Regions from separate parts of the Homo sapiens genome. Here region 2 is linked to region 1. The links are chromatin loops, found by intact Hi-C in ENCODE. Cell type or tissue: heart right ventricle. All regions are shown on one strand. Links, peaks and the distances in the headings refer to the core of each region. The heading gives the core; the rest is flanking DNA.

Region 1 (15,793 bases), core at 7,535-15,534:
CAGCTCCTGAACCACTGCCAGCAGTGGTTCTGGAATCAACCTGTACTTTCCTTCTGCATCCTGGGATGTAATTCTGGGTGATTGTAAGTTGGTTTATGGTCTAGCTTAGAATTGAGGCTTCTCTTGAGAGAGAGCATGTGTGTAAATGTTTAGCTTGTTCTAGTCTGTGGAGCATTCTCCTTCATAGAAAAGATGGGAAATACTGGAGATGAAAATTCTCCATTCTCTGTCATTTTGTGTGTTAGAGTCTCTGTCCCCATCCCAGGGCCACTTCCTCCCTGGTTCTTCTTATGGCTTTGGATGTAGCTTGAAGACATGCTCCTAGCATTTTCACAAGCTCTGCTTGTTGTGTTTAGTGAGCGCAGACTACTCCCTTCGGGCCTGTCCTGGCTCATGGGCAGTTGCTCGTGTCTTTGCACACATCCTTTACTGTCTCAGCTCTTCACTTCTCCCTGACATTTGTGGCTGCCTCCTCCTGGTTTCTTCTTTAAGCGATTATTGTGTTTTAGATGATCAGAATTCACTTTTTAGAGACTTGGACCTTGTCTTTCAAAATGCATTCCCTTTTGGGATCTCTGCCCATCATACTCCTTGGTCTCAACATCTAAATATTGGTTTTTTTTTTCTTTTTCTTTCTTTCTTTTTTTTTTTTTTTGAGATAGGGTCTCACTCTGTTGCCCAGGCTGAAGTGCAGTGGTACGATCATTGGCTCACTGCAGCCTTGACCTCCTGGGCTCAGTGATCTTCCTGCCTCAGCCTCCTGAGTAGCTGGGGCCACAGGCTAGTGCCACCATGCCCTGCTAATTTTTTAAATTATTCATAGAGACGGGGTCTCCCTGTGTTGCCCAGGCTGGTCTTGAACTCCTCCTTCTCCTTTTTGTATCCTCTTAGTCATCAAGCCATCCTCCTGCCTCAGCCTCCCAAAGTGCTGGGATTTCAGTGTGATCCACTGCGCCTGACCTGAATATTGGTTTTTTTGAAGTCTAGGCTAAACAACTGTTTTTGTCTCAGTTTTTTTTTTTTTAATTTCCCTCCTTTGAACTCTGAATTGACAAGCTTACTTCCTCCCAATGTGGTGTTCTTGTTATTATTGTTTTTGCTAGCTGAAGTATTTTTTTTTTTTTTAAACATAATTTACTAGGTTTTTCTTCCTGGCCAGAAGTAAGTTCAGGGTAATAGTTCCCTTCCTTGTATCTTCAGCTGTGTGAGAGGTAATGTAGAGTGAGAATTTATTTATCAGGTGCCCTGCTCGTAGCAGAAGGCATGACCTCGACTTCTCTCTCACAGTGACCTTGTGTTTGTGTTGGTGGCTTGAACTCACTCTTGTGTCTGGGCCATTTCTCTCACTGTGTAGGAAAGAGTGGTTCCTGTCTTCTCCCTGGCCATGTAGTCTGCTGTGTGTCACCATAACAATCATCTATCTTCCGGTTCTTTTTCCTTCTCTCCTCACCCAGTTGTCTCCAGTCTTAGGCGTGTGGAATTGTGTACTGGGTGGGGGATGTGTGTGTGTGGGCCGCCCTCTTGATTTGTAGGATCCTTCTCTTCCTCCACATTCTCTGTCAACTCTCCTCCACCCCCTGTGAGATCTGTGGACTCAGGTATACGTTGCTGTGAGTCTCATTCTGCTCAGCTGGGGTGATGAAGGTGAGATTGCTTTTGTCGCTTCAAAGTAAAATTTTAGATTTGCTTTGGCAGCCGCACAGGGTCGTATGCATGGGGGCTGCTTAGGCCAGAGGCGCAGTGTTCCTGACCTCCTTCCGTCTTACTTTCTCTTGCTAGTTTGTCCATCTCTGTGGATTTTTTAAAGTAGATACTAGATACCTAGATACTACTAAGAACATGATCTTTCTCTTCTTGCCACTTGGATTTTAGCTTAAAGCCAACTTGGAACATTTAGGGTGTTTCCTTCCTACCACTGTCTGCCTGGTCTCCTAGGGAAAGATGCCTTGTATCTTGTTCTGGTGTACAGTCTGCCCATTTAATTGGTAAGTGTTTATTGTGACTCTTCTCTACTGGGCTCTGGCCCCAGGCCTGATGCGAATAGGGCAGGCCTGTGAACAGAGCAAAGACGAGTCACTTAGGAGGGGACGAGAGAGGCCAGCGGTAAACTAATATTACCAGCTCAGGGTTTATTTGTCAAAGCCTCCTTTGCTGTGAATAAAAGGTTAGATCTGAATTGGGTCTGAGTCCTGGCTTTATTACCTACTAGCCATGTGGCCTTGGGCAAATTATTAATACTTCCTTGGGCCTTGGTTGCCGCACCTGTACGATGGAGTCAGCAATGGATCCTGTTCTGTAGGGCTGCTAGGAAGCTTAAATATAGCAATATTTGCTATATATAAAGTGCACCTGGTACATAATTGATGCGGTTGAAATGAAAATTCCTCTTTCTCTTTCAGTGCCATTTGCTGGAAGAAACAGAAGAAATATCTCTGTCCCCATCTTTCAGTTTCCTACCCAAGACTCCTGTGTGGTTGACATCACTGCTGTGTGCAGTGTTCATGTCCATATAAGTCAGAAGTGGCTTGCAGCAGTGGTTTGGGGCTTTGGGGCCTCTGCTCGCTCCTTATCAATTCTTAGGGTTACATCCTCTGGGAAGATGCCAGGCCTGGTCAAGTGTGGCCTCTGACCTAGAGTTATGCAAGGCCTCTCTTCCTCCTGTGGCCAGTGTGAAATTTCTCATCTGTGCTCTCCTGCCTCTAGCAGGAAGGTTGGCCTACATTTGGGGCACATCTCTGTCACTGTCTCAGGCCAGGGGTTCAAATATAAGACCTGAATCATACTGCACCTCAGAACCCAAACCCTTTTACTTAATTTTTTTTAAAAAATTTCATTCAGATGGTAAAGGTTCAAACAATACATAGAGATATAAAACAGAAAGAAAAAAAAATACACGCCTCTCTCTAGTACCTATTCCCCAGTAGTCAACACTGCTACCTTTTTTTTGCAGGGGAGGTAAATTCCTCCAGAAAAAAACTTAAACATCTACAATTTCATATATCCTCTCCCCTCTTCCCTAAAAAACAAAACAATAACAACAAAACTATAGAAATGGGATTATGCTATATATTCTGTTCAGTACTTTTTTGTTTTTGAAAATTTAAAAAATATGCAAAAGAAGAAAATGTCATCCATATTACTACCACTTATAATTAACCACTAATTAACTTTTAGGTGTGTTTGCTTCTTGTCTTTATGAATATACTTTAAAAGCTACTTAAGTAAGGTGGAAGCAGTTCTGTTTAAAAAATTAGGATGTTGCCCGGGCGCTGTGGCTTACGCCTGTAATCCCAGCACTTTGGGAGGCCGAGGCGGGCAGATCACGAGGTCAGGAGATCGAGCCCATCCTGAATAACATGGTGAAACCCTGTCTCTACTAAAAAATACAAAAAATTAGCCAGGCATGGTGGTGGGCGCCTGTAGTCCCAGCTACTTGGGAGGCTGAGGCAGGAGAATGACGTGAACCCGGGAGGCAGAGCTTGCAGTGAGCCAAGATCATGCCACTGCAGCTCCAGCCTGGGCGACAGAGCAAGACTCCATCTCAAAAAAAAAAAAAAAAAAAAAATAGGATGTTAAAGATAAAGCCAAAGTATTATATCATCTTGGTCCTTATCTGCTTTCCCATTTAATAGCATCCTGCTCTCCCCGTCGCCGTGGATGGGGAGCTGCCTCTTTCTTCTACGACACCGCACGTTTTCCATTGTATGGATTTGCTGTCATTTCATTTATCTGACCACCCTCTTATTGGTAGGCATTTAGGTTATTACCAGTTTTTTTGCCATTAAAATGCTTTATGAATATAATGTGTAGGATGGTTTCTTGCTGGGTAATTACTGGGTCCAAGGTTTGAACATTTACAATTTTGATAGACATGGCCAAATACCTCCCCAAAAATACTAGTTTATTTCTCTACCAACTGAATGTGTAAGAGAGTGCCTTTTCTCCCCAGATCTTTGCATAAACCTGGGAGTTTTATTTTGGTCAAACATTAAAATTTTTTTTTTGCCAGTCTGGTGAAATTATCATCTTTTTTATAAACATTTCTCTTTGAGCTACACTGAGTGTCTTCCATTCAGCCATCTGTGTTTCTCTTGCTTTGAACTGCCTGTTCTTATCGTTTGGCCATTTTTATATTAGGTTGTTGATCTTCAACAATTGATTTGCCTGAGTTAAGTTAGCCTTTTATCCATCATGTGTTGGAAATATTTTAAAGATTTGTCATCTACAGTGCGATTTTTAGGCCTCTTGACTTTTTGTTGAGCCCTAGGCTTTTGTGACTGCCTGTGACAGCTCTGGAGAGGGGGCCGACAGGCACAGTGGCCCGCAGTCGAGCCAGGCCCCATCTTCTGGGCAGTGACGCGTGGTTGTTTTAAGGCTTTTGGTACTGGGATTCCCCGTTGTAAGTTTTAGCTTTGTTTTGGGTAGGGACTTTTCCCCATCATATTAATGAACATTAATAACAAATAGAGACTTGCTTTTGCCTCCCAACCAAATGTTTGGGAATGTGTGCACCCACGTGAAGGGTCTGTGTGATATCTTTATCTCATCAACCTTCTAAGGCTTTTAAAACCTGTTGTTAGATTTATGTTTAGATCATGGTTCTAGGGGAGAACCATCGTCACTCCTCATTGAGCTTTGCAGAGGCTCTGAAAGGAGGACATACTCTCTTCCCCAATCAATGTAGAGGAACGTCAGTAGTTCAGCCAAGATTGCTCTATCTGCCACCTCTTATGCTTCCAAGCTGGGCTAATTGAGAAGTGTGACATCTTGCTCCAGCCTATAAGCAGCTGTCTGTAATTTTGAGAGATGAGAAGGATTCTCCCTTAAACCATTGCTGCTTTTGTGGCAGCATCTTATTTCTTTCCTTTGCAGCACAAATCACAGTGTATAATTAAAACTATTTTCTTTGAGCTTGTTTTTGGTGTACCTCCTGCACTAAAATGTTAAGTTCTGTGGCGGTCACGGGGCTTATTTGTCATGTTCTCTATTATACCCTTGGCATCCTCTAAACCAGTGTGTGGCACATGCTAGGCACTCCGGGGTTTCACTGAGTGATCCATTCTGTTAGGATGGGATCAAGTGCTCATGTGTCTCCTCCTGTGTCCCTCTCTGGCTCCAGATCTTCCACCTGGCAGAGTTTCCGGAAGCCCCAGAGATATGCTCCATGGCCATAGGGCCTGAGACGTGGATGGCTGCCCTCTGACTAAAATTTAGAGAGCTAAGCTTGTCTCTTTAAAAAGTAACATATACTAATTGTAAATCACCTAGAAAATACAGACATAATAAAGGAAATTAAATCTGTGATTCTGTCTTTCAGAGATCATTACCATTAACAACTCATTGAGTCTTAATGCCTTTATTGTTTTTGTTTTGTTTTGTTTTGTTTTGTTTTTGAGACAGAGTCTCACTCTGTTGCCCAGGCTGGAGTGCAGGCTCACTACAACCTCCGCTTCCTGGGTTCAAGTGATTTTCCCACCTCAGCCTCCCAAGTAGCTGGGATTGCTTACAGGTGCGTGCCACCATGCCTGGCTAATTTTTTTGTATTTTTTGATAGAGACAGGCTTTCAGCATGTTGGCCAGGCTGGTCATGAACTTCTGACTTCAAGTAATCTGCCCCCCTTGGCCTCCCAAAGTGCTGGGGTTATAGATGTGAGCCACTATGGCCAGCCCCTATGCCTTTATTTTTTTTATATACAGATCCAATAAATATCCATAGAGCACTGAGTTTATGCTGTACATAAGGGTTTGTAACTTTCAGTTACCATCAGACATGTTTTGATAATGAAATTTAAAGAAAGTACACATTGGGATTTGGGATGCAGAAGAAAAAATAGGATAGTATTCTAGACAATGACAGTGATGATACCTGAGAATCTAGTAGACACTCAGGAATCCACATTTCCCCATTTAATATTCATCTGAAACACCATTTCAGTGGCTGTAGATTGTGTAGCTAAACTCACTTTTACATAAAACAACCTCTGTTACTTATCTCTGGGCCTTAAGTTTGTGATATAGTTTGGATGTTTGTTTCTCCCAAATCTCATGTTGAAGTGTAATCCCCAGTGTGGGAGGTGGGGCCTGGTGGGAGGTGTTTGGGCCATGGGGGTAGGTCCCTCGTGAATGGCTTGGTGCTGTTCTTAAGATAGTGAGTTCTTAGGAGATCTGGTTGTTTAAAAGTGGGTGGCACCCCACCCCTGTTGCTCCTGCTCTTGCCATGTGACATCCCTGCTCCCCCTTCACCTTCCACCATGATTGTAAGCTTCCTGAGGCCTCACCAAAAGCAGATACTAGTGCCAAGCTTGTACCAGCTGCAGAACTATAAGCCAGTTATATCTTTTCTTTACAGATTACCCAGTCTCAGGTATTTCTTAATAGCAATGCAAAGTAGACTAATAAGTTTGTTAGCTATTTCTAGTAAAGGTAAATAACTCTTGAGATGTATATTTTCTTAAAGATACGTCTATGATTAATACCTGAGGATGAAATTCTAAAAGTAGAATTTTAACATCAAAGGGTTTGCACTTTAAGGCATTTTCAGCCTCCATTTCTGGCTGTTGCTGTTGTGGACAGTCTTGGGCAGATTTTGAACTCTTTGCCTTACTGTGGGGTGGTGGAAAGGAGGCTTTAGGAGCAGCCAGAGCAGGGTTCAAACTCCAGCCCTGCCAGGGACAACTGGCCAAAAGGTCGTGAACTAATGACTCAGTGAGTTTTCTCATTTATAAAATAGGATGTTTCCTCCCAGGGTGGGGGTGAAGTGGGTGAGATGACCCATTTGAAGCACAGTGGACCCTTGAACAATGCAAAGGTTGGGCAGTCAATTCACATAAAACTTTTGATCTGAGTTGGGCAGATCACCTGAGATTAGGAGTTTGAGACCAGCGTGACCAACATGGAGAAACCCTGTCTCTACTAAAAATACAAAATTAGCCGGGCATGGTGGCACACGCCTGTAATCCCAGCTACTCGGGAGGCAGAGGCAGGAGAATCACTTGAACCCGGGAGGTGGAGGTTGCGGTGAGCCGAGATCGCACCATTGCACTCCAGCCTGGGTAATGAGAGTGAAACTCTATTTCAAAAAAAAAAAAAGGCCAGGCACGGTGGCTCATGCCTGTAATCCCAGCACTTTGGGAGGCCGAGGCGGGCGGATCACGAGGTCAGGAGATCGAGACCATCCTGGCTAACACGGTGAAACCCCGTCCCTACTAAAAATAGAAAAAATTAGCCAGGCGTGGTGGTGGGCACCTATGGTCCCAGCTACTCGGGAAGCTGAGGCAGGAGAATGGCGTGAACCCGGGAAGCGGAGCTTGCAGTGAGCGGAGATCGTGCCACTGCACTCCAGCCTGGGCAACAGGGCGAGACTCTGTCTCAAAAACAAAAACAAAAACAAAAAAAAACAAAGAAACAAAAGAAAACTTTTGATTCCCCTAGAACTACTATTAAATAATAGCCTACTGTTGACCCGAAGCCTTACTGATTACATAGTTGATTAACACATATTTTGTCTGTTGCGTGTATTATATCTTTATTCTTGAATAAAATAAGCTAAAGAAAATAAGCATCGTTAAGAAAATCACTTTGAGTAGGCTGAGGAAGAGGAGGAGGAAGAGGAAGGGTTGGTCTTGCTGCTGCAGGGCTGGCAGAAGTGGAAGAAAATCCCTGTATAAATGGATCCACGCAGTTCAAACCTGGGTTGTTCAAGGGCCAACAGTACTTAGCAGCCATTTAGCACAGAGCACTGCCAGCCCCCCTCGGCCTGCAGCCTGCTCCAGCACCTTGCTAAGAGGTTGCTGAGGCTCACCTGCAGCAGCTGCCCTCCCGAGTCCTCTTTCCTTTACACCCCTCAGAGCACCCGGGCCAGCCATCCTCCATGTGGTGCAGCAGAGGCGCCGGTGGTCCGGGAACCAGAGTGGGTGGCCCTGGCCTGGAGGCACGGTGGGTTAGTGTGTGACACACGTGGCTTTCCCCCGACCCCCAGCTGCCTCCTGGGAGTGAAGAGGAGGTCTTATTTGCCAACACATACCGCACCACACACCCACAACACACTTGGTGCCAGAATCAGCCTTTTGCATCGCTCTTGGCGCTGAATCAGAGTCTGTCTTGGGGAGGGATGTCTTCCTTCTCTCATTACATGCGCCCAGCTTAGGTGGTGTAGTGAGGGAGTGTACAGGGCTGGGATGCCACAGCCTGCTTTCCTCCCCGTGTCCTGGGGTCCCCCGTCTGTCCAGTGCCCAGAGCTATTAATAACACCTTCATTGAAATGGGTGTAATGGAATCCCAGTTGCCCCCCCCAGTGGGACTCCAACACATGGGGAGTGGGGAGCAGAATAATAATAGCAAACACGGATGCAGTACTTATTACGTGCCAAGCGTTATTCTTAGTTATTTACATCATGCACATCTATTAACTCATCTTGTATAGCAAGCCCATGAGGTGGGGACTATTACTGTCCTATTAATGGGTAAGGGAACCAAGGCACAAAGGGGTTGGAAACTTTTCCCAGTTCACATAGCTAGTGAGCAGTGGCGCTTGTGAAGGGGGTCCTCCTGAGGGCCTGGGGCCTGCTCCTTCCCAGTCTTGTCTTCATGTCCACCTTGCTGACGAGTGGCACATCAGGCCCTGGGTGCCGGCTGCTTTCCTGTCCTCTGGCTCAGCCAGGCTTCTAATGCTGACCACTCCTGAGTCTTTCCACGTGGCTCCACAATGGCAGACTTGCAGGAGGAGATGAGGGGAACCATGCATACCTTGAATAGGGGGAGGGGTCCTGTCCTTCTTCCCCTCAGGTGCTGGAAGAGACAGAGAGGCATGGGACTGTATTTAGGCAGCTCCCGCAGCTCCCTCACTGCCGCTGTCCTAGAGCTTCCTTCCCAGGCAATGCGCTCTGTGGCTTGGGCCCCTGCCCCTGCCACAGTTGGCAGGGGGCCTTGCCTGTGGCGTTGCAGCTGAGCACACGCAATCATTAACCTTTTCTACGTGTAAGAGAATTTCAGGCACAAACTGTGGGGCTGAGGTGAGTCACAATGTTGGACCGGGGCTTAGTTTGGGCTTAAAATATTTCACAATTCCTCCAGGCATTCTTTGACTAATGATCTATGGCTTTTTAGTGGGAAGACCCTTCCTTCTTCTAGTCTCCAGTCCTCAGAGCATGGTTCAGGGCCTGTTGGCCTTCACTGCCCATGGCCATGCCCATGCCCAAGGAGCAGGGGCCTTGGCTTCTGGGTGGACCTGCCGCCTCGCTCTGCTGGTGGCCTCTGGCAGTGCCCTAGGAGTCCTGCTTTCCTTCCCTGTCTCTTCTTTGGCTTGGAGTGCAGGCCACCTCCCCTGCTGTTCTTTACTTAGCCCTGTACTCCAGATTAGCACATTCTTGGTTTCCTCTCTCCAGGCCTTCTGCGCTCCACACTTGTCCACAGAGCCACTTTGGCACTTCAGGGCTGTGCCCCCAGGACGTCAGCCAGCCTGCCTCGCCCATCTGAAGGGCTTTCATTGCTTGGGTTGATTTTCTTATCCAGTCAGGGATTTCTGATAAACATGTGCCTGGATGGATGTCAATGACCAGTCCTTTTTTTTTTTTTTTTTGTTAAATTTAATTTAAGTTCTGGAATACAAATGCAGGATGTGCAATGACCAGTCTTCATGGGAAATTCTTGCTAAGTTTCTCTAAGAAATTTAAAATACTACCTTTTCCAATTTATTTCAGGATGGAAAGGACAGCTCACCCTCAGTCACTGGGGGAGAGAGTTTAGTAGGGAGAAGAAGCAACAGAATGAGGGGGTGTTAGCTCAGAAGTTCCTAACCACTAGGTGAGGGAAGGAAGAGGGGAGGGAGTAAACAGAAATCAAATTAGATCTTGCCCATTAGAAACTCAGTTAGGTTGGGCAGATAAGGCATAAATATGCAAAATGGTAAATTTTTTCAAAGTGGAAACTACCCTATATAGAGTTTCTGAAGCACCTTCAAGGATATTATTTCACGAAGTTGAATCTAATTTTACAGATGAGGAAACCCTTTCCAGAAAGATAGGTGGGCTTGCATGACACAAGCTAGGAAGTGCAGAACTGGGATTCAAAATGCATGCGATTGCAAAGCCTAGGTTCACTGTGCTACATCCGTCTCCTCTAATGGGTAGAGAGTTTGTGCAAGTCTGGAAGTGTGATGTGAACCTAGCCCTTCTTGCACAAACTCTCCTTTGCCTTGTGCCACGCACTCCTAACGTGTTCAGGGCAGAAAGTGCGGAAGTTGCAGTGAGCGCTTGGAATTCAGGGGGTGCTAAGGAGCATGCATTTAGATTTGGATCTTGGTGCATCCTCACTTAGCACAGCTCTGGTTGGCAGATGTCCTGGTGGTCGTCACTGGGCTGAAGACAGAAACCCAGCCTACAATCTTGGTGATAACTTGTGCTGGTTACATCCACATGCTCCAAGCTCAACTCAGTGGTGACGGAGGAACCCCCCTGTACTGTGGCATTAATGGTACTGGTTGACAGTGATGAATGCCTTTCTGATAATAAAGCACTTTTAGAGGTATTATTTCATTAGATGCTCATAATGTTTCTATGAGGGGGAGGCTAGGCAGGTATCATCGCTCCTAAATGCATGTGGCACAGGCTCTGAAAGGTAGACCTCTCTGTGAGGCTGTGCAAGAAGAAATTGACAAATTTCAGACTGGGCCAAGTCTTCCCTGATTGTAACTCTACAACCAGGCATTGCTTCTGAGTAAATCTGACAACTTTGATTCTTCTCCTCTGGGCTCCAGTTCCTGTGTGCCTGTAGGGGGCGATCGAGGTTCTTTCTGCTTGGCTGCTCTGGAAACCTTGTTCCTCCTGAACCCTTTGAATTTAGCACTCTTACAGCATGTAATCTCACTGGATTTTAAGGATTTTCTGTGTCTCCCCTCATATCTTCTTCTGCCCCCCACTAGCCTAGGCTTTTCCAGATCAGGACTGCTCTATTTGGTTTTGACATTCAGTGCAATGCATGGCCCATAGTAGGAGCTCAGTAAATGCTTGCTGGATTGAATTATATACAAAGGAAATTGGCCAGTGCCTTCTCTTGCTCCCCTTAGAGCATGGGAAAGTAAACTTTTTTCCTGGTACATCCAAATGAATGAAGTTGAAGGCTGGGCATGGTGGCTCACACCTGTAATCCCAGCACATTGGGAGGCCAAGGTGGGGTATCACTTGAGACCAGGAGTTCGAGACCAGCCTGGCCAACATGGCGAAACCCGGTCTCTACTAAAAATACCAAAAAATTAGCCAGACGTGGTGGCTCACACCTGTAATCCCAGCTACTCAGGAGGCTGAAGTGGGAGAATTGTTTGAACCCGGGAGGCGGAGGTTACAGTGAGCCAAGATTGTGCCACTGCACTCCAGCCTGGGCAACAGAGCGAGACCCTGTCTCAGAAACAAACAAACCCTAATGAAGTTGAAAGTGGCAGAACTCAAGACCCATGAGGTGTCCTCATATGGCCACAAGGTGGCAGTGTGACCTCCTGGGAACCTTGCCTCCTGCAACTATTGGCTCCGGCCACCTGTTACTCCATGGGAGAGACCGAGTTATCTAGTCATTGATTCCTTCTAGTCACCTGTTTGGGGAATTGCCTCTGCAAAGTCAGTCTGAGAAATCTTGGCTTCCAGCCTCCTCTAAAAGCTGGGTGGTGTGGTGGAAAGACTTGGTCTTTGGAGTCTACCAGGCCTGGATTCCAACCTTGGCTCTGCCTTTTCTCAGAAACTTAGCCTTGGGCATGCTACTTCTCTGAGCCTCAGCTTCCCCATCCTGTAAAATGGCAAATGTACAGTTAGGAAAAACCCAACATATCATGGGCCATAGCATAAATGTATGCCAGCATTCTTGTTGGAAATGCTCATTTGTCCTTCCCTTCCCTCTGCAAGCTGGCTCCATCATGGCCATCTGATCTTATTTGCAAGCTTCAGACACTTTCCAGCAGGTTCTTAGGCCTCCCTGCTGTATCACCCCAGCTCCACTCCATCTCGGTCAGTCAGCACCTGCTTCCCACGTTTCCCTCTGCCTTCATGCCTTCCCTCTGCCTGTCCATTTCCTTCCCAGCATGTCTCTTGGACACCCCAGCCCTCTGAATGTCCAAAGCAGTTGGAGTGTGGACTGTGTAGGGCTCATCTTGACTTCCCATGAAGATGCTAAATCTGTGAGTGTCCTTGTCTTAATTATTTTGGCACCTGCGCTTGCACTTAGACAATTGGTGATAAAAATGACAGCTATTAGTGAGTGCATGTCAGATACTCTGTGAGGTGCTTTGTGGAAATATTTCATTTAATCCTCACAACAAATCTGTGAAACAGAAGCCATTATCCATCCCCACTTTACAAAGGAAGGGTAGATCAGGATGCTTTTGGCTCCAAGCAATAGACAATTTCATGAAAAGCAGCTTAAACAGTAAGAAGAGTTTATTATCTTGTCAAAAAGAAGTACTGAGGGATCCCTGGTGATGGCAGCGAGGATCCAGGTGATTGCCATTTCTCCTGGTTGCCTTCCTCAGTGCATTGGTTTATCCTCTTAGGCCCCCCTTACTGGTAATAATGTGACTGTCATGGTCCCAGGTGCCATATGCAGGAGAGATGATGTACATTTCTTGTGCTCCCTTTAAGAAGCCTCTTAGCAGATTTCTTTTTTTTTTGAGATGGAGTCTCGCTCTGTTGCCCAGGCTGGAGTGCAGTGGCGTGATCTCGGCTCGCTGCAAGCTCCACCTCTCAGGGTTCACGCCATTCTCCTGCCTCAGCCTCCTGAGTAGCTGGGGCTACAGTCGCCTGCCACCATGCCTGGCTAATTTTTTTTGTATTGTTAGTAGGGACGGGGTTTCACCGTGTTAGCCAGGATGGTCTTGATCTCCTGACCTCGTGATCTGCCTGCCTCGGCCTCCCAAAGTGCTGGGATTACAGGCACGAGCCACCGTGCCCGGCAGCAGATTTCTTACAAGGCTCTTGGCCAGTTGAGTTGTAGGCTTGTTCCCAAGCCAGTCACTAGCAAAGGGACTGGAATTAATGAGACTGGCTTAGACAGGTCAAGATTGAACCCCTGAGGCTGGTGAGAAGCCAGCCTCCTTTAATACCCCTAGCCAATTGGTCCAGGGAGAAGAAGGGGCATCAGTGAGGTTCGACGAGTTAAGTAACTTGCTCAAGCTTGGAAATCTAGTAATAACTGGATTCATACTGGCATCCGGCTGACTTCCAAGGCCATCTGTTGCCAGGTTGAAGTCAACTACAGAGGTAGAGAGAATATTGCTCTGGATTTGTTGTGCTGGGTCTGAGTAATTGCTGAGGGGCCTTTTCCTATGGACTCTGGAGTCTCTCTTCTCTCTAGCCCCCTTTCCAATACTGTATTGGTTTTTCTCAGTCTGCCTTTCTCCCCGAAGCCCCTTCACCCCCTGCTTCCCAGTACCTGAGTGCTGCCTGCCTTCCACAGTAGACTTTATGGCCTAAGCTGGAGACAGGTCTAAGCTGGACCGAATGGCCTGAGGGCTGATCTCAGTGTAGCTGTCAAGGCCCCAAGAGAGTCATCATGAGATTTCATATAGAGCAGATAAGGAACTGCAGAGGCCTCAGGAAATGTGCCAAGGGGGCTGGTGGGGGGGGCCAGCAGGAGTGGGGGGTTTGTGGTATGTCGGTGGCGATGTCAGGGCATGTGGGCCAGGGGCTTAGAGCAGGCCCATGTGACAGCGCAGTTACTCAGAAAGCTGTTTGGCCTGCAGATGCTTCAGGACTGCCCCAAGGCCCGCAGGGAGGTGGAGCTGCACTGGCGGGCCTCCCAGTGCCCGCACATCGTACGGATCGTGGATGTGTACGAGAATCTGTACGCAGGGAGGAAGTGCCTGCTGATTGTCATGGAATGGTAAGCAGCCACTGTTCTAGTCCCGGCCCAGCCTGTTCCCACTCCTCACTCAGGCACCTTACCCTCTGAGGACAGCCCAGGGATGGGCCTGAAGCCTGGAATGTAAACACTTGATTTTTTGGGGGGCAGTGGAGAGTGGCGGCGGGCTGTTGTGTTCTCTGGATCTCACTGTGGCTTCATTTCAGTTTGGACGGTGGAGAACTCTTTAGCCGAATCCAGGATCGAGGAGACCAGGCATTCACAGAAAGAGGTAGAAAGGGTCTGTTGTGGGAGCACGTGCAGGCAGGCAGGGCAGTGGGGGTCTGAAGGGGGCCTTTGCAGTGCCTGCTCTTGGGGAAGGGTGCTGAGGCTGCTGCCCCCTCCAGCATGCTGCAAGGGGTGCCTCAGCTGACCAGGGAAGCTCCTGGTGGCTTTGTTTCTGGGGTGGGTGGTGGCTGTGGGGAGCCTCAGGCTGCACAGAGGTGGGACCCGGTGCACTGGGTTTTCAAGCCTAATGATGTGTCTTTGTGACTTTCTTTCCCACTCACTCTTCCCTCCCCTCTACAGAAGCATCCGAAATCATGAAGAGCATCGGTGAGGCCATCCAGTATCTGCATTCAATCAACATTGCCCATCGGGATGTCAAGGTGCCAGCTGTTCATAACCCTGAGCCCGAGTGCTGTGGGGGGCAACAAAGGGGCTGTGGCCACCCCAGAGATGGTTGCCAGGCCACCCTGCGTCCTTGCTGCCTGGTTCCTGAGCATGCCATTCTCTGCCTTGTAGGGCCTTGCCCTCTCTGCCCATGGGCAAACCCCTAAACCCAGTAGTGAAGCATTCTCTGGCCCCACTCAGCCCTGTGGTTCTCCTCAGGCAGAACCCCTCAGTCACACTCTTGGTTTCTCTGTTCCTGTGGTGTTTACTGCGGGTTCTGTGTGTCAGTCTGTTATCTCCAGGCACTCTGGAAACCCTGCAGAGGCAGGCACCTGCCCATAGAGAGCTGCCACTCCTCGTGGTGGGCAGTGCCCAGGATAGGCAAATGGTTGCTGGATGAGTAGAGGAAGGGAGGAACCAGGATCCTTTTCGTTTCTGATAGCCCCTCCCAGGTCCAGCAGGGTTGCTATTTTTCTGTCTCTCTTTCTGTAGCCTGAGAATCTCTTATACACCTCCAAAAGGCCCAACGCCATCCTGAAACTCACTGACTTTGGCTTTGCCAAGGAAACCACCAGCCACAACTCTTTGACCACTCCTTGTTATACACCGTACTATGTGGGTAAGTCCACAGGGGGCCCAGGGACCTAGGCTTTTCCCAGAACTTTTCTCAGCCCCTCCTCTTGGCTATCTGGGGGGCCGCAAATCCTAGGAGAGTTGTGTCTGTATGGCCCCTTCTGGTGCTGGTTCTGCTGGGACCTGCTGAGAAGTAGGGCTTGTCAGAGCGAAGCTACAGTTGAGAAATTGTAGGAAAGGATCTGCTGGGATCTTTCTGAGAAGAGCCATGGTTTCCATCAGATTCTCCATGGAGTCTGGACCCAGGTCTTGTTCTGGAGCCACAGCTGATTGGCATGGAAGAAGCTTTCAAAGCATGTTCAGAGCATCTGTGAAATTAAATGAACGGCATGGGCCTGAAAGTCTCATGCAGTTCAGGATTTTTAGAATCTTAAGCTCCTAGTTCCAGGTTCCTCATGGAGGAGGATGTTCTGTTCCAGTCCCTGGGCTGGGCTTTGGCTCTTCCTTCTGTGCCCCAACTGCTGCCACCTCATGATAGGCTGAAAGGTTGGGATGGGGAGCATCTTTCACAGAGAAACTGAGTGGATCACAGGGTTCTGAGGGCCGGCCCACCCATGTTGACCTTTGATTTGCAGCTCCAGAAGTGCTGGGTCCAGAGAAGTATGACAAGTCCTGTGACATGTGGTCCCTGGGTGTCATCATGTACATCCTGTGAGTGTGCTGGGGAGGG
Region 2 (15,793 bases), core at 3,930-11,929, 67 kb before region 1:
TTCTTCAGTGAATCTTTTCATTGTAACTTAGGGTGTAAAAGCTCATATCTACTCAAAAAACTCAAATCTACTCTTTCAGTAGATATGAGCTTACATTGACTTATGAATGGTTTTCCTGTAGGCCCAACAGTGTCATGACCCTCCAGTTGAAACAAAGCATGAGTTATTTTTATATCGAGTCCTTGAACTGCTAGCCAGGTAGATGTTTCCTTGAAGTCCAGAGCAGGATCCAAGTCAGATGAAGGAGGTGGCACACCTGGCTTAACTGCAGATCAGGGAGCATTGAACCTCTACAATTTGCTGCATTGGATTTCTGCATGGGTTTCTCACTGAATAGTAAATTAGAGAAAATGCTACTTTTACTATTTTGCATTTTATATCAACATTAGCAGCCTGTTCCCACTCAGGTGCTGTCCAAGGCACATGTTTCCTTGGGATGTTTGGACAGAATGATCTGGCTTGATGTATTTCTTGGGCTCTGGTACCACATCATAGAGTTGGTTAAATGTAGCCAGCAGCAGTGTCAAGACAGCTGACACTGTCTTCCAAGAGTGAATGCATTGGCCTTTGGAACTGCTGCTAAAGCCATGTGTGGGGTGGCGAGCACATCTTTAGGTGGCAGCAAGGCTATATCTGATTGACACAGATCTGAAGTCTCTAACACCATATTGCTGTTGTCCTGAATTTTCTAACTTGGAGAAATTTAAGGATCTCCTGCATTATCTAGGCAGAGCATATGTTGAGGTTGTTTTGCCAGTTGTTATCAGTGTTGAAGAACTGCTCCTGTAAGCAAACTGTTAAAAGCATTACTACCCCATATGCATCTGATGTACACTGTGTTTTGGTGTTTGTGTTTTTAGTGAGAGTTCTAGCCAGTACTGTGCCTGAACTTGGGAGAGAAAGGGGCCTGTGGCTGAGGTTGGTGCGTGCTCTATTTCTGTGTATCGAATGGACTACAAGGTTACTGAAACTGGGCTAAGGGAAAGTGTATAGACAACTCATTACACTGTAGACAGATTTTAGAAAGCTACAGGAAGGCAAATGGATGTTTCTGCCTCAATTTGGCAACCGAGAGAGTGATGCAGAGCAGAGTCATTGAAGTTGGCATACCTGTCTTCTGCAGGCCAATTCAAGTTTGAGGAGAGTGGGCTGCTTAAAAACATGGTGCTCGTCCACATGGATTTGAGGAAGTTTATGGTTGGGTTTCAAGCTTAGGGACAAGTTGTGGTTTTTAGAGGCAGTAACTCTATGCCACCTTATTGGCCACTGTTAAAAGTTTCACTTGGATCCCTGCCCAGCCATAGCAATGAGTGACTGAATTGGATCAGAGTTAGTACAGAAATTCAGACTGTCTCTTCCTCAGTTACTGGATTGTTCTTTAGCCATTTTTCTTCTAGTCATTTCAGTCAAACTGGTTAGGTTAGGTGACTTACTGAGTTCTAAATTGACAAATTTTAATTTCCAAGTTGTTTCTGACACGGTGAGAGTTGGGTTAGAATTTTTATTTCATTCCCCAAGTCATTTTTTCTTTTTCTTTATTTTTTCTTTTTGAGACAGAGTCTCGCTCTGTCGTCCAGGCTGGAGTGAAGTGGCGCAGTGTTGTCTGCAGCCTCAACCTCCCAGGCTCAGGTGATTCTCCCATCTCAACCTCCAGAGTAACTGGGACTACAGTCACGTGCTACCATGCCTGGCTAATTTTTTGTATATCTGTAGAGAGGGGGTTTCACCATGTTGCTCGGGCTGGTCTTGAACTCCTGGGCTCAAGTGATCCATGTGCCTTACCCTCTCAAAGTGCTGGGATTATAGGTGTGAGCGACCGTGCCCAGCCTCATTTTTTCTTTCAATATGGAAAATTGGCTAATCCACCTAATACCTGCTCATCTTCTAGTATTCTATCCTACCATCTACCCTCAGAGTTATTGATGTACTCTTTCATCATGTGCTATCATGATTTCTCCTTAGATTAGAAAGTAAGCTTCAAATGGGAGTGTGTCTTCATATTGTTCTGAATTAACAGATTTTGATGCCCGCTGATCATGTGCAGATGATGGAAGCTCATTTCCTTCCATGAACCAGGAGCATGCTCGCCTCTTCTTTTAAGTTGACCCACACAATCTCTGATGTCTTCTTTTTGGGAAAGGGTAATGAGATAAGGATTAAGGACATTTTCTTCTGGTCCAGTGTTAGATACAGTTACCTTGATAATAATGAAAAAAAAATGAATACCACCAAAACCTAACTATGATGTAAGGATTCTGCTTCTGCCCCACAGGGGCTCTGAAAGAGTCTAGCCTGGATCTTCTTTCCCAGAGGAAGTTTGACTTATGACCATATTAGTATGCTTTATTCCTTGGTGTTTAAGGGAGTTGGGGCAGACAGGTTAGCTGGCTAATGTCATTACAATTTAGTTTTTGTGACAATCTGTTAAGAAGGGGGCTTATTGCATAATCAAAAAAGAACAATAAAAAAATAAAAATTTCTACTGTGAAACTATTTCAATCTGTAGCAGCTGGTCATGTTAAAACACTTTCTGTTTTGCTTAATTCGTAACTAGGCATAATTAAAGTTAAATGCTAAATTTTAGGTAGCAGCTGATAAATGGTTCTAAGCTTTCCTGACAGAATACTCCTACTACTTTGGTGAATCATGGAAAACTCTTTCTCCTTTATTTTTAATTATTTCTTTTCCATCTGTTATTGATGTCATCAACACGGAAGTTGGAAAGGTGACAATGATTGTTCTAGACTGCCTCTGTAATGCTTTTTCTCCTCTGAGAATTAAAAATACATACTTACACCTTGAGCCAGGTAGAATTGCCAGAACATGTTTTCCTCCGTGTCTTCGGTCTAGATGACCAATCTGTAGAACGCTATAACTTACTATGCGTAGAGCAGCGGCAGGCATTCATGCTATGGAAAACCTGGAGTCAGTACAAATAAGGAGTAAGAAAAGGCCAGGGATTGGCAAATCAAAGAAGAGTTCTCTTCTGCCAGGGATTAGCCTCCTAGTTTTAAATATATTTTTAATATCCCCATTTTAACATACTCCATTTTCACCTTCAACCTATCCTTCCTGAAGCCCAAACTTTTAAAGAATTTACTTCCAGACCTGGCCTTCAGCCTAATATGATTAGGGTGTTTTTCTGAGTGTCTGTCAAATTATGCTGGCTAATTTCAATGAGAAAAGATTTTAGAGTCACAGTGAACCCATCCATAAAAGGACTAAAAGCTCTCTCTGGTCCCTGAGATCCACAACCCCTGAGAGAAGCCAGAACTACAAATGCATCGTCTAGACTTTGAAGAAGCAGGGTATGATTCTTAATATAGCCCACCCATCGCTAAGTCAAGCCTAGACTCTAATATTTTTCTATAACAGGAGAAGCCTCCCTGACTGGAGACTAGAGTCTCACATCTTCTGCCACCACATGAATAGACTAAAAAGAAAGGAGAGTCCCACATCAGGCCAAGTGGTGACCTGTGGCTATTTCAGCTCAGAATGTCAGCCTCTGAAGCATCAGGTTTGAATGACTTTGGTGTCATGGGATTCTGTCCATTGTCCGTTTGAGTCTGCTGACATGCTTCCTCTGGAAAGTGCAGTTTGGCATGGATGAGTCAGTGGTTTTTTATTTTGGGGTGTTTTTTAAAAAATAAAAATGAATTGCTTTGAGAATTTTTTAGCATCCTGATTGTTTCAAAACCAAGGCTGAGAACTGTCGCAGGCAGGAACTTGTGTGCTGTACTCTGAAGGAGGTGAGTACCAGTCGCTGGGTAATTAGGGCTGTGCTGCAGGTACAGCCTCTCTTGCTTGATGACAATGATACAGAAAGAAAATCTTGGGAAGGGAAAAGGCTGCCCTGAGAAACAGCCTTACAGAGAGTCCACCAGTATTCTTCCTTTAGTACCCAGAGCTTCTGTTCACAGTCTGGTTTGTGAGCTCCAGCCTTGCTGTGAAGGAAAATGGGAAAACATGTAGAGTGCTCAGGGCTAACCATCTCCCAGAAACCCGAATCAGCAGCTCTCCCATTTACCCTCTTGGGGCCCAAGCTCAGCTTAAGGATGAAACCTGACACGCAATAAGGAATACAGTTTATTTGGGAAGTTTGGGTGTTTTTCTTAGGCCCAGACCCCAGTCTGTGGGATAACTTTTAAAGCCTGAGGGAATTGAGTAAATGAAAGAGGAAAACAATGTTCTTAGGGGTTGTGGGCTCTGCTCCAGCCTGCTTCTGATCTGGCCCTGAGCCACAATTGCCCTGGCAACAGGAGCTAATTGGATACCTAACAGGGACTGCCTTCCGCCACCCTTGAGTTGTCCCCTAGATTGTTGTGGCACGAATACAGTTCACTCCAGCCTTAACCTCCCTGGCCTCAGGTGATCCTCCCACTGCAGCCTCCCAAGTAGCTGGGACTACAGGCATGTATCACCATGCCCAGCTAATTTTATGTATTTATTTTTATTTTGAAGATGGAGTTTCACTCTGTTGCCTAGGCTGGAGTGCAGTGGCACGATCTCGGCTCACTGCAGCCTCTGCCTCCCAGGTTAAATGATTCTCCTGCCTCAGCCTCCCAAGTAGCTGGGACCACAGGCATGCGCCATAACACCCAGCTAATTTTTTGTATTTTTGATAGGGATGGGGTTTCACCATGTTGGCCAGGCTGGTTTTGAACTCCTGACGGGTAATCCACCCGCCTCGGCCTCCCAAAGTGTTGGGATTACAAGCATGAAACACCACGCCTGGCCAATTTTTTGTGTGCTTGTGCATTTTTTTTTTTTTTTTTTTTTTGTAAAGATGGGGTTTCACCACGTTGGCCAGGCTGGTCTCGAACTCCTGGCCTCAAGCCATCTGCCCATCTCAGCCTCCCAAAGTGCTGGGATTATAGGCATGAGCCACTGTTCTCAGCTTTCCCTGGATTCTTGAACAGGGTTTCTGCCTTATGGGACCCCAGCCTAAAGCTAGACATGGACCTTCCTATACTCACATGGAGCAACTCCAGGTTGGAGACATTAATTGCTGCTAGCGGAATTATAGAGCAGGCAGAATTTAAAAGAAAATTCAGCTTGCAATATCGCTGTTAAAATTTACCCATGATCAGGCCGGGTGCGGCGGCTCAAGCCTGTAATCCCAGCACTTTGGGAGGCCGAGGCGGGTGGATCACCTGAGGTCAGGAGTTCAAGACCAGCCTGGCCAACACAGTGAAACCCTGTCTCTACAAAAAATACAGAAGATTAGCTGGATGTGGTGGCACACACCTGTAATCCCAGCTACACGGGAGGCTGAGGCAGGAGAATCGCTTGAACCCAGGAGGCGGAGGTTGCAGTGAGCCGAGGTTGCACTCCAGCCCGGGCAACAGTGGGAGACTCTGTCTCGAAAACAAAACAAAACAACAAAAACCCCATGATCAAAGGCACCACAAACCAGGATACTCCCATGGCTCTTTATGCCTTTTAAGACAAAAACTATCAGCGCGTAGAAAAGGCAGTGAAAATGGCAATGAGGGCTACTAGTGCATTGCCCATTGCTTTTTACTTTCTAGGAAGGAATTTGTCAGTCCAAAAGCAGAAACATAAAGTGACTGCAGCTAGTCTGTGCAGATGCTAAGGACTGACCTTGACCTTCCAGTAGAGTGAGCCTGGACATGATTTGACCTCGTTTTGCAGAGGCTGCCCAGCCCTGCCTTTGAATCTGGCTGTTGATGATCTCCTGATTGAGGAGCAGATCCAGGACACCCAATCTGAACCACTGCAGAGAATTCTTAATCATTCCCAGGGTGGAGCCCTGACCCAAGCTGCACTCACTTTTGCTGTTCTCAAGCATGTCTATATAGGCTTTTGTTGGTGCATTGATTCTTTCACCAGTGACTTGAGCAACTGTTGTGTGCAAAAAAAGCACCCTAATGGCATTTATCAAGGATAGGGAGCGTCAGCAGCATTGTTGACCATATGTTTAGAATCTAACAAAAGCTAGGCCATGGCTTTAGAGAAAACTTGCCAGCAAGTTATCTGCACTCTGTTCTGGTTTAAAATTTGTGTAACTCTGTAAGTGAATGGGATGGGGAGGGGAGATAGTTTCAGAAGAGAATGTTCTCTGAGTCTGTGCATAGTATAGAGTAAGGGGCTTGTGTCCTGAGCTGAAGGTGGAGGAGAAAAGATGGTAGGAATGAAAGGCATGGAAGACATGCTATCCAGTAGCAACTTGGCTCTCACCACCCTCCGTTTCTGACGTTGAAGATGAAATGGGGTTACCCTTCAGGTTTCTCTGCCATGATTTCAGATCAGGGGTTTGGCTTTTTCTGCTCCCTCATCAAACTGATTCTATCCCAGATTAGCCATCCTGAGATCTGCAGGGGAGGAGGAACCAGCAGACCAGGCTTCCCTACTTCTCTTCCCCACTTCTCTTCCCCGATTCCCTCATTTCCCTCAACAAGTAGCTGGCTGCGTTGCTGTTTTCTCTGGTTGCTAAAACAACATTGCTTACTTCTGTCCCACCAACAATCCCAGCCAGAGACTTGAGACTGAGGTGAATACACGAGATGAATTCAGAAACCTCATCCCTGAGATCTTTCACCCGAGTTTTTGAGCCAGCGTCCCACATTGTCCTGGTTCCATTCCCCTCTCAGCAAACACTCTTCATTCATCCCTTTTCCCGTTGGAACTGAAGTCACTAGTTGCTGTAAAATGCCAGCGAGATGTCCAGGCAAAGTGGCATGAGTGAGAGGGAGGAGGCTTCAGAGCTCTTTGGAGGACCAAGAAGCGCAATGGACCACAGGTGCTTCCCCTCAATGCTGCTAAAATAATGAGGGGCAGGCGCTTCCGTGGTGGGTCTTCCTGCAGTCACAACTGTTTCCCAACCGCTGTGTCACACACTCTACTGCTACCCCTTCCTAGCCCAACCTGGCCTGGGGCAGCTGCATTTCAAAGAGAGGACTTCCTCTGTTCTTTATTTAGTCCCAGGCTTAAATTCTACTACATTCAGAAGGGGAGGCGCCGCTGTCGCTGGGAAAGCTGGGCCGGGGCCGGAGGGAGACACAAGGCGGAGATTTCCCAGACCACAGAGTCGAAGTTGTAAAGTTAGAAACCTGGTAGGGAACAGCTGCGGGAGCCTCCTGGGTGGGAAATGTCCTACCTCCCCAACCCCTGCGGCTGCACTTTCACGGGGCTCCCCCCAGGGGGCGCCAGGCCCCGCCTCCACCTTTCTCTGCCTTCTCTTCAGTCGCTCAGTAAATGCCCAGTGTACTCGGTGGGCCAGGCGCTGTGCTGGATCTATTCAAACATAACACACATATTTAATGGAAGGTCAAACATGTTAAGAATTGAAGTACAGTGAGATACATATGATGGTAGACATGAACTAGTGTCCTAGCCAAGTGTTCCTCAAAAGACCCATTCGGACGAAGCGTCCCTCACTAGCCATGACCATTTACTTCTCTTTGTTTCCCTTCTTTCTACCCTAGCCACCACCCCGCAGCACCAGTGACCACTCACTATCTCCAGTGCCTTCTGCCTCAGAGATTGCGAATGAATGGTGCCCAGGCTCTTCCCAGCTGAAGAAGTGGGAGGCAGAGTGCCCAGCTGGAGAGACCAAGCACCCGTCCCTTTAGTTCACAGCAGAGCCAGGGTTTATGACCCCTCCCTGCTGCGACCAACCCCACCCCGCCCCCACTGCCGTGTTTACAGCGCCTTTTCAGCAGTCCCCATCCCACTCCCCAAAGCTGCCAAATGGGTTTATTTTTACCTACTGGGTTGGAAAAGGGGCAAAGGCTGAGGCTGGGGCAGTTCTGTGGCGCCAGCTGGGGCTTAAATACAATGAGAAAGTCCCACCCTGCCAGCTCTGCGTGAAGAGAACCCAGTAGGAAATAAATAGCGCTGTGTGGCCTGCCTGGATGCCTGACCTGCATATGTCTGCCTGGACTCCAGCCCGTCACATGAGCCGAGGCGGGTTAAAAAGAGAGGTCGGGTGATCTCCCAGCTCAGGTATCTGTCCTGGCATGAGGAGCTGTGGGGTGAGGGTGCCAGCTCTTCTTTACAGGGCCTGGTGGACAGGGAGGCCCAGTGGGCAGGGGCAATTCGGGCCAGGGAGGGAGTGGGCCAGGAAGGGAGCCGGACAGGCGGACTTTGCCCCAGTGCCAGTCCGCCTCCAGCTATCAGCCTCCAGCTGTGGGCACTGGGAAAGGGTGATAACGTTCGTAAGGACACTGTGACTGCCTAACGTTGGTAAGGGCAGATGACTGGAAGGGAGAAAAAGCTTGGCAGAAGTTCCAGGACTAAATCTTAATTTGGCCAAAGCCGTTGTTTCCGTCACACCCCACCCGGTGCGTGCGCGCGCACACACACACACACACACACACACACACACACACACACACCATTGCATATCTTTTTCTTTCCCATAGCTTTGACCCCCTTCATGCATTCCTGCCCCCTCCTCCACCCCTTCCAGCTCAGAATGCTAGCATCTGCCTATCTCCAGCAACACAGACACTTCTCCCTCCTCCCACGCCTCTCTCCTGGGACTCAGGCCTGTGGCTGCTTCTCCTTTCTAGGCCTCAGTTTCCCCTTAGGCAGCATGTCTCAGATCCCACTCCCAGGGCCCTCTAGGCAATTTAGGCCAGGAGACAGTGGGAGGCTCCTGGGAGAAGTTTCACTTCTTTTTACTGAAGTTCCAGAACTAGGTTAAAGGATTCAGCAAGCTGAAGACCTCCCTGTTCAGATCTGAGTTCCCTGAGATGTTGGGGGACCTTGAGTCAAGAGGCTCATTTGCTCAGATCCTGTTGCTGAGGAAAGTACCACATATATTGTGGTTGGACCAGTGCAACCCCCAGAACACCTGTTCATTGCAGTGGGTTGGCTGGATAGGGGCGTCTAGGGATCCTGAAGGGACAGAAAACTTGCTCTGTGGGATGATACAGTGCTGTGGAATGGGGAGTGGAGGGAACAGGAGTTGTCGTAGGCCCCAAGATGCCTGAACTCCAGGAGCCCGAGCTAGAGCGATGGCCATGGCATGGGCAGGCAGGACACATTCAATAGCTCTCAACTAGATAATAGTTTTTTTTTGTTTTTTTTTTTTTTGAGATGGAGTTGTGCTCTTGTCGCCCAGGCTGGAGTACAATGGTATGATCTTGGCTCACTGTGACCTCTGCCTCCCGGGTTCAAAGATTCTCCTGCCTCAGCCTCCCAAATAGCTGGGATTCAAGCATGCACCACCACGCCTGGCTTATTTTTTGTATTTTTAGTAGAGACGGGGTTTCACCATGTGGGCCAGGCTGGTCTCGAACTCCTGACCTCAAGTGATCTGCCTGCCTTTGCCTCCCAAAGTGCTGGGATTACAGGCATAAGCCACCATACCCGGCCAATAGAATTTTTTCAAGAGAGAAATTGTCCCTCCTCTGTAAAAAACCAACTACAAGTTTACATATCTAATTGGTCTAGAAAAACAGTGGACATATAGGGAGGGAAACCAGTATAATTTGTAATTTCAAGGACTATTCTGGAACTCCAGACTCCATGGAGATTAATCCTAACACTGGGGACAAATGCCCATTTTCTCTGGTTGGGAAATTTAAGAAATCAAGGTGGAACTGGGCTATATGCAGAAGCATCTGACTTCCTGGAATATAATCAACAAATGTGATTCTGAGCCAGGTTGGGATCAATGCACCAATGTCAAGCAGGCATCTGGGGAGCCCTGACAACATGGAGCTAGATGTGGGGGTCAGAGACATTCCTGAGGGTACTGTATCTAATCCCCCTCAAGGTAGGATAACTGGGTAGTCGAAAGAAGACACCATTTATAAAATGTGGGCAGGGTTTCGGGAAACTACTAAGGGACAGTGAAGTACACCCAGGATAGCCACATGGGGCAGAAGGAAGGGAGTGGTTGCTGGAATCTTAGCGAGCAATAGCGGTGGATGAGGTTGTAGGAGAGAGCTGCCTGCCTGACAGAAGCTGTGGCTTTTGGTAGAGGATGGCAGGCACTGCAACCTCTGGAGAGTGGGGAGAAATCACGGGAATAAATGTGCTGGCCTCATCCTAGTGCCAGCTTATCTTACTCCTGTGCCTCCCATTGGCCTAACTTAATCGGAAGCCACGTCTGGTTGGCATAGTCAAAAAATGCCATCCTTGGCCAGGTGCGGTGGCTCACACCTGCGGTCCCAGCACTTTGGGAGGCCAAGGTGGGAGGATCACTTGAGCCCATGAGTTCAAGACCAGCCTGGGCAACATAGTGAGATCCCCATCACTAAAAAAAAAAAAAAAAAAAAAAAAATGCCATCCTCGTGGCACACAGAGCACAGTGTAGAAGGGTGGAGAGTGGATCCAGAGGGGCGAAGAGTATATATAGCAAATCTCTATGCTCCTAAGCAGGCAATTTCATCAGCATCAAGAAACTTTAATTTTTTTTTTCTTTACGGCCAGGCGCAGTGGCTCATGCCTGTAATCCCAGCACTTTGGGAGGCTGAGGCGGGTGGATCACAAGGTCAAGAGATCGAGACCATCCTGGCCAACATGGTGAAACCCCGTCTCTACTAAAAATACAAAAATTAGCTGGGCATGGTGGTGTGCACCTGTAGTCCCAGCTACTTTAGACTACAGGCACGCACCACCATGCCCAGCTAATTTTTTTGTTTGTTTTGGTAGATATGGGGTCTTGCTATGTTGCTCATGCTGATTTTGAACTTCTAGCCTCAAGCAATCCTCCCAACTTGGCCTCCCAAAGTGCAGGGATTAGTGAGCCACTGCACCCACCCGGCAGTAAACATTTTTTTGAGCACAAACCATGCACAGCCATTTTGCCGTGTACCAAGGATAAAACGCAGAAATGGATTTTCAGCAACCTGGTAGTCCAGCTGGGAGACAGAAGCAGAAGTGTTCAGGGAAGGCTTCATGGAAGAAGTGGGAATGTGAGACGGGGTGGAGGAGGGGATTGGAGGACAGGTGAGCAGAGCGCTGGGAGTACTTTCCTTCACTGTAGCAGAATGTCATTCAGCAACATGATCCACCCCAAGGTCAAGTTTCAGATCTTCCATCCCTGAGATTTTACATAATAGGCATGGTTAAAGATCCCCATGTGACTGTAGCCATGTGACTCCACATATTATGTCCACCTCACCTGGGAAGGATCAGTTTACCTAAATGTCATTCCTGCTGGGTTCTCTGAATGACAGCTGTCTTCCAACTCCAAGAGTGATGTCCTAATTAATCAAGCAATCCATCAATAAAAATTCACCGGCCTCATAAGTAAAAGGCACTGGGAACTTGGGCTACACCTCTTCAGAGCACCTCTTCTTCTCAATGAACTCACATTCTAACAGAACAGAGATATGTAGAAATGATTAAAGTGTGTTTGGTAGGAGGTGTAATGGAGGTACGAGTAAAGTTCTGGGAAAATGCAGTGGAGAGAGTGACTCATTCCTAGAGGTGTTAAAAAAAGGCTTCAGAGAGGTAATATTTGCACTGCAACTCCATTAATGAGTAGGACTTGCTAGGCAGAGGAGGGAATTCCTGGCAGAGGACTTGAAATGTGTGGAAACAGCAAGAAGGTGAGAAAGGATGGTGAAAAATTAAGGGTGGCCAGAGCCTAGGATGGCAGTAATTGAGTCTAGTGGAAAAGCTGTGGGATGGTTTAAAGGGATATTATAGCTCCAGTTAAGGAGTTCACCAGTTAAGCAGACAAATAAGGAACCAAAGATGTTCTAATGCAAGGGAGGGACACAATGAGCTTCTTTTTGGAAAGGCAATTTTCTAGGAGGAGATGGCACTGTTCAAATGCAAGCAATAGGACCTGAGACAGGGATCTGTTCCTCTGCTCCTCTCGGGGCCCCACCCCACATCCCACCTCCTCACCTCCCCATCCCCATCTTTCTCCAGAGAACAGTTGTTATTTGAAATCTGTTACCATCCTGATTTTGCAACTAAAGAACGGGGCCAAATAAATGAGCTTATTTCCTCTTCTAGGACAATGTGGGTTGAACACCCAGGAGGACATTTCCCCTTCCTCCAGTTTTTACCCCATTCCCAAATTTGACGACCGAGAGAATGAGATGAAACCTTAAGTGGAACAGCCAGTCTGTGGGACTCAGGAACTGCCAATCCTAGAGGAACCAGCCAACCCCAGAGCTTGTCAGTTTCCCCAGGGCTCGTTCCACATTTTGTGACAATTCCCCCAGGTCTAAGCTGAAAAACACCAAAAAATAGGCCAGCTCTTTTCCATTTAATTAGCCATTCCTCCAAGGATGCCAGGTGGAATGAAGTACGAGCAGATGCATGGGGACAAGAGAAGGCGGGAGTAGATGCTAAATGGGGTTCTGTGAGCCCAGGCTCACCTCTACCAAGGCTGCTTCTTAGAATAAGGAGCTCAAGAGGCAGACGAAGGGGCTGCAGCCTTTGGGCTTGCAAGCCAAGGGTTTCAGGCACTGGGCACGGAGGGGAGCCGGCATGGCCAGTGAGGAGGCCAGAAGGGTGGGAGCAGGTGCCGTGGGAGCAGGTGCTGGGGCAGCTGTGCAGGGTCTCTAGGGCAGGAGGAACCGCTGCTTCCTCCGCAAGGGCGAATGCAGGGTCGCCTGGGGCTCACCCGCCCTAGTCCGGCTCCTGTTTCAGGGCTGTGGGCAGCCAACAGACCACACCGGCAGCCTTGTGATAGCAGCCAACTGAGGTGCTGGAGTCTATTTTTGGAGCTCTTAAGAGTAGGGGGAACTGCCAGCTGCCTGGGACCAGATGATCTCTGCAATGCCTTCCTTATCTAAAACAGGGTGACGCGTGCTAAGCAAATGCAGGCAGCACTCGGGCAAGGGAGAGAGAAAAAGACCCCTTAGAGCCCTGAGGGTCTCTCACCCTTAGCAAATACCTCCTTAGCGCCGCAGAAAGACCACCGATGTGGAGCAACTACCCCCCCTGGTGGTGAATATCGGGATAAGATTACACAGGGGCAGCTTACTTGGCCCTCACTTGGTCTTGCAATTTCTCCCCCAAGTCTCTGAAAGGTGACTGGGAGCCTGCGGTGTGAGTCCAGGGTGATTCCTTTTCTTTCTAGCTTCCTTCTTTTTCTCCTGTTTGCAGTTATGGTCCCTAGCCAGAGGCTTTCAACTTTATGGATCAACATGGCACAGTGGAGGAAGCATTGGCGCTGTGCCCTGAATCTGAGTTTGAATTTCTTTATTTAAGCCTAGCTGTTTCCATATCTGTAATTTGGAGATGATGCTAGAGGCACTGTCTGCCTCCCAAGGAGGCTGTGAGATCCAATGTGAACCACTAATCACAGACAAGGAAAGAGGGATGCTTCCTGGTCCCACGACCCAGTTAGTTCCATTGCTGGCTAGGGTGATCTTCCCTGTCAGAAGCCAGCATCACTGTCACCCATGCCTGGTCCTGAGATACCCCACAAGGCTCAGCTCCTCGTGGCTGCTAGGATTCTTTCATTCTGGTCAGGAAGTCACCTTTCCAGCTGCCTAGGCTGATGGCCAGAGGAGGACGGGATGACATGGTGATTACGGCACTCAGGCTGGAAAGACATAGGGAGGAGTCGTGAGCCTATTTGTTGTTGTTGCCACTTAACAGTCTTATTATTGACATTTATTTTTAGGTATCTTACCGGACATTTCTTTTATGCACTGTGACTCTTTGTCTATCAGATGCTGGATTTTGTTGGTGAGACACAAGACAGAGAACAAATTCTTGTTCTCCCTAAGGGAGATACTTCGCCCATGCTTGTGACTCTCTTTCCACAGGTCAGTTAGTGGAGCTTTTGCTATAGCTTCTTTTCTTTTCTTTTTGTACTGCTGGCTTAAAAACAAAAATGAGGTGAGTTGTCTGAATGGTCTGAAAGGTCAATTCTTTGGGAGCAATGTTGCACTGTGTGTTTAAAAGTTATTTTCAAGAGTTTTGCTAGGTGTACCTCAATTTTTTTATTGTGGCAAAATACAACACGAAAGTTACTATTTTAATGATTTTTACATGTACAATTCATTGGCATTAAGTACATTAACGATGTTGTGCAACTATCACCATCATCTGTCTCTAGAACTTTTTCATCATCTCCAACAGAAGCTGTACTGGGCTGCCACTATTAAAGAACCATAAAGAAACTATTAGCTTCTTTATGACTTAAGCCACTGCTAATTATCTTTTCAACTGCACGCATTCTCTCCTTCTGGTCTCCCTAGACTGGGCACAAGAGTAGTGGCTACTGTGTTCTGGCTCCTTCTCCAGGAGAATTAATCAGATAATACAGCAGAGAAGGGGGCTGGGGCTTCCTCGGTTTCCTATAGTTGCTGAATTCTTTGGCAAGAGGGGTGCCTCCAGGGGTCCTGAATGTCTCTCCCCAAATCAGAACCAGAGCCGACCCATAGCTTAGCTCTGGGCCTGACGTATAATGGGCACTTAATAAAGATTTGTTTGATAAATGAATCTGGACAGATAGATTTGCCATCCCTGGAAAAAGAAACTTTATGGCTGCTCATAGTCACAATGAATTGACAAGGACATGCACTTTGGGGTCAGAAAGATCTGGGTTCACATGCTGGCCCTATTCCTTACTAAGTAGGTGGCTCATTTGTTGTTGTTGAGCCACAAAATAGGAATAACAATTCTTACCTTATGGTGTGCAGTTTGAATGAGGCAATGTACATGAGGTACTTTACCTTAGAGTAGTAGAAGCTCCATGATGTTAGTTCTGTCTCCCTTCCATCTACTAGAAAATCTCACAGACGCATCTCCAGAAATGACTTTCTCTTCTAAATGCCAGTTCCTTTTCCTATTGCCTCACTTATTGTCAGTTCCTAAGAGTGAGAATCCTCCCTATTTTCTGAACTCTAACCTTAGCCCTTTCAAGTTAGGATTCTAATGCTGTTAAAATGTGAAAGGGAAATGATACTTTCTTTGTATTTTGAAATTGAGCCTCCTCAATTTCTGTTTTATTGGATGGATTTGTGTTTTCTTTTCTCTTTTCTCTCTCTCTCTCTTTTTTTTTTTTTTGACATGGAGTCTCACTCTGTCACCCAGGCTGGAGTACAGTGGTGCCATCTTGGCTCACTGCAACCTCCGCCTCCTGGGTTCAAGCGATTCTCTCACCTCAGCCTCCCAAGTAGCTGGGATTACAGGTGTGCGCCATTACACCCAGCTCATTTTTTTTTTTTTTTTTTTTTGGGACAAAGTCTCACTCTGTTGCCCAGGCTGGAGTGTAGTGGTGCAATCTCAGCTCACTGCAACCTCTGCCACAGGTTCAAGCAATTCTCTACCTCAGCCTCCCCAGTAGCTAGGACTACAGGTGTGTGCCACTACACCCAGCTAACTCTTGTATATTTAGTAGATACAGGGATTCACTATGTTGGCCAGGCTGGTCTCGAACTCCTGGCCTCAAGTGATCTGCCTGCCTCAGCCTCCCAAAGTGCTGGGATTACAGGTGTGAGCAACTGTGCCCGGCTATTTTTTTGTATTTTTTAGTAGAGATGGGGTTTCGCCATGTTGACCAGGCTGATCTTGAACTCCTGACCTCAGGTCATCCACCTCGGCCTCCCAAAGTGCTGTGATTACAGGTGTGAGCCACTGCGCCTGGCAGGATTTGTGTTTTCTTATGCACATTATATGTTCCCTTTCTCTCTTCCCGTGCCCTCACCCTCACCGCCCACCCCCGCCTCCAGTGCATAATCACTGGCACAAGCTGCTTCTCTCACCCACTAAACTGAAACTATCATGTCTTTTACTATTTCCAAATCCAAGAACTTGGCCACATTCCCCTGGGACAGAGTTCACAGTGCTTGTCATAGGCACTCAGGTTTTAATAATAGCCAGGATTATCAATCATTCA

What was found. Peaks named below come from ENCODE experiments on the same cell type or tissue, not always from the same donor. Only the 100,000 strongest peaks of a DNase experiment are listed, where the experiment ranks them.
Region 2: it touches region 1 in a loop (6-fold over the local background); 23 of 110 quality-filtered maps call a loop at or near these places.

Annotation. Positions count from the first base shown.
Region 1 is chr1:206,714,990-206,730,782 of GRCh38, forward strand. It overlaps MAPKAPK2 (MAPK activated protein kinase 2), which reads left to right. Exons shown (of 10, transcript NM_032960.4): 2 at 13,721-13,860; 3 at 14,046-14,110; 4 at 14,407-14,486; 5 at 14,983-15,109; 6 at 15,699-15,774. Among named protein-coding and RNA genes, the nearest start is that of MAPKAPK2, 38 kb to the left of the region's middle. RefSeq lists an enhancer at 7,439-8,152. In heart right ventricle, for the core only: CTCF peaks have their summits at 9,069, 10,767 (motif pointing right) and 11,477 (motif pointing right); a DNase peak (open chromatin) is centred at 11,495; H3K4me3 peaks cover 725 bases; H3K27ac peaks cover 6,176 bases.
Region 2 is chr1:206,651,490-206,667,282 of GRCh38, forward strand. DYRK3 (dual specificity tyrosine phosphorylation regulated kinase 3) reads left to right here. Exons shown (of 3, transcript NM_003582.4): 3 at 1-3,669. Among named protein-coding and RNA genes, the nearest start is that of DYRK3-AS1, 24 kb to the left of the region's middle. In heart right ventricle, for the core only: a CTCF peak has its summit at 7,154 (motif pointing right); DNase peaks (open chromatin) are centred at 4,252, 6,851, 7,162 and 8,002; H3K4me3 peaks cover 1,235 bases; H3K27ac peaks cover 8,000 bases.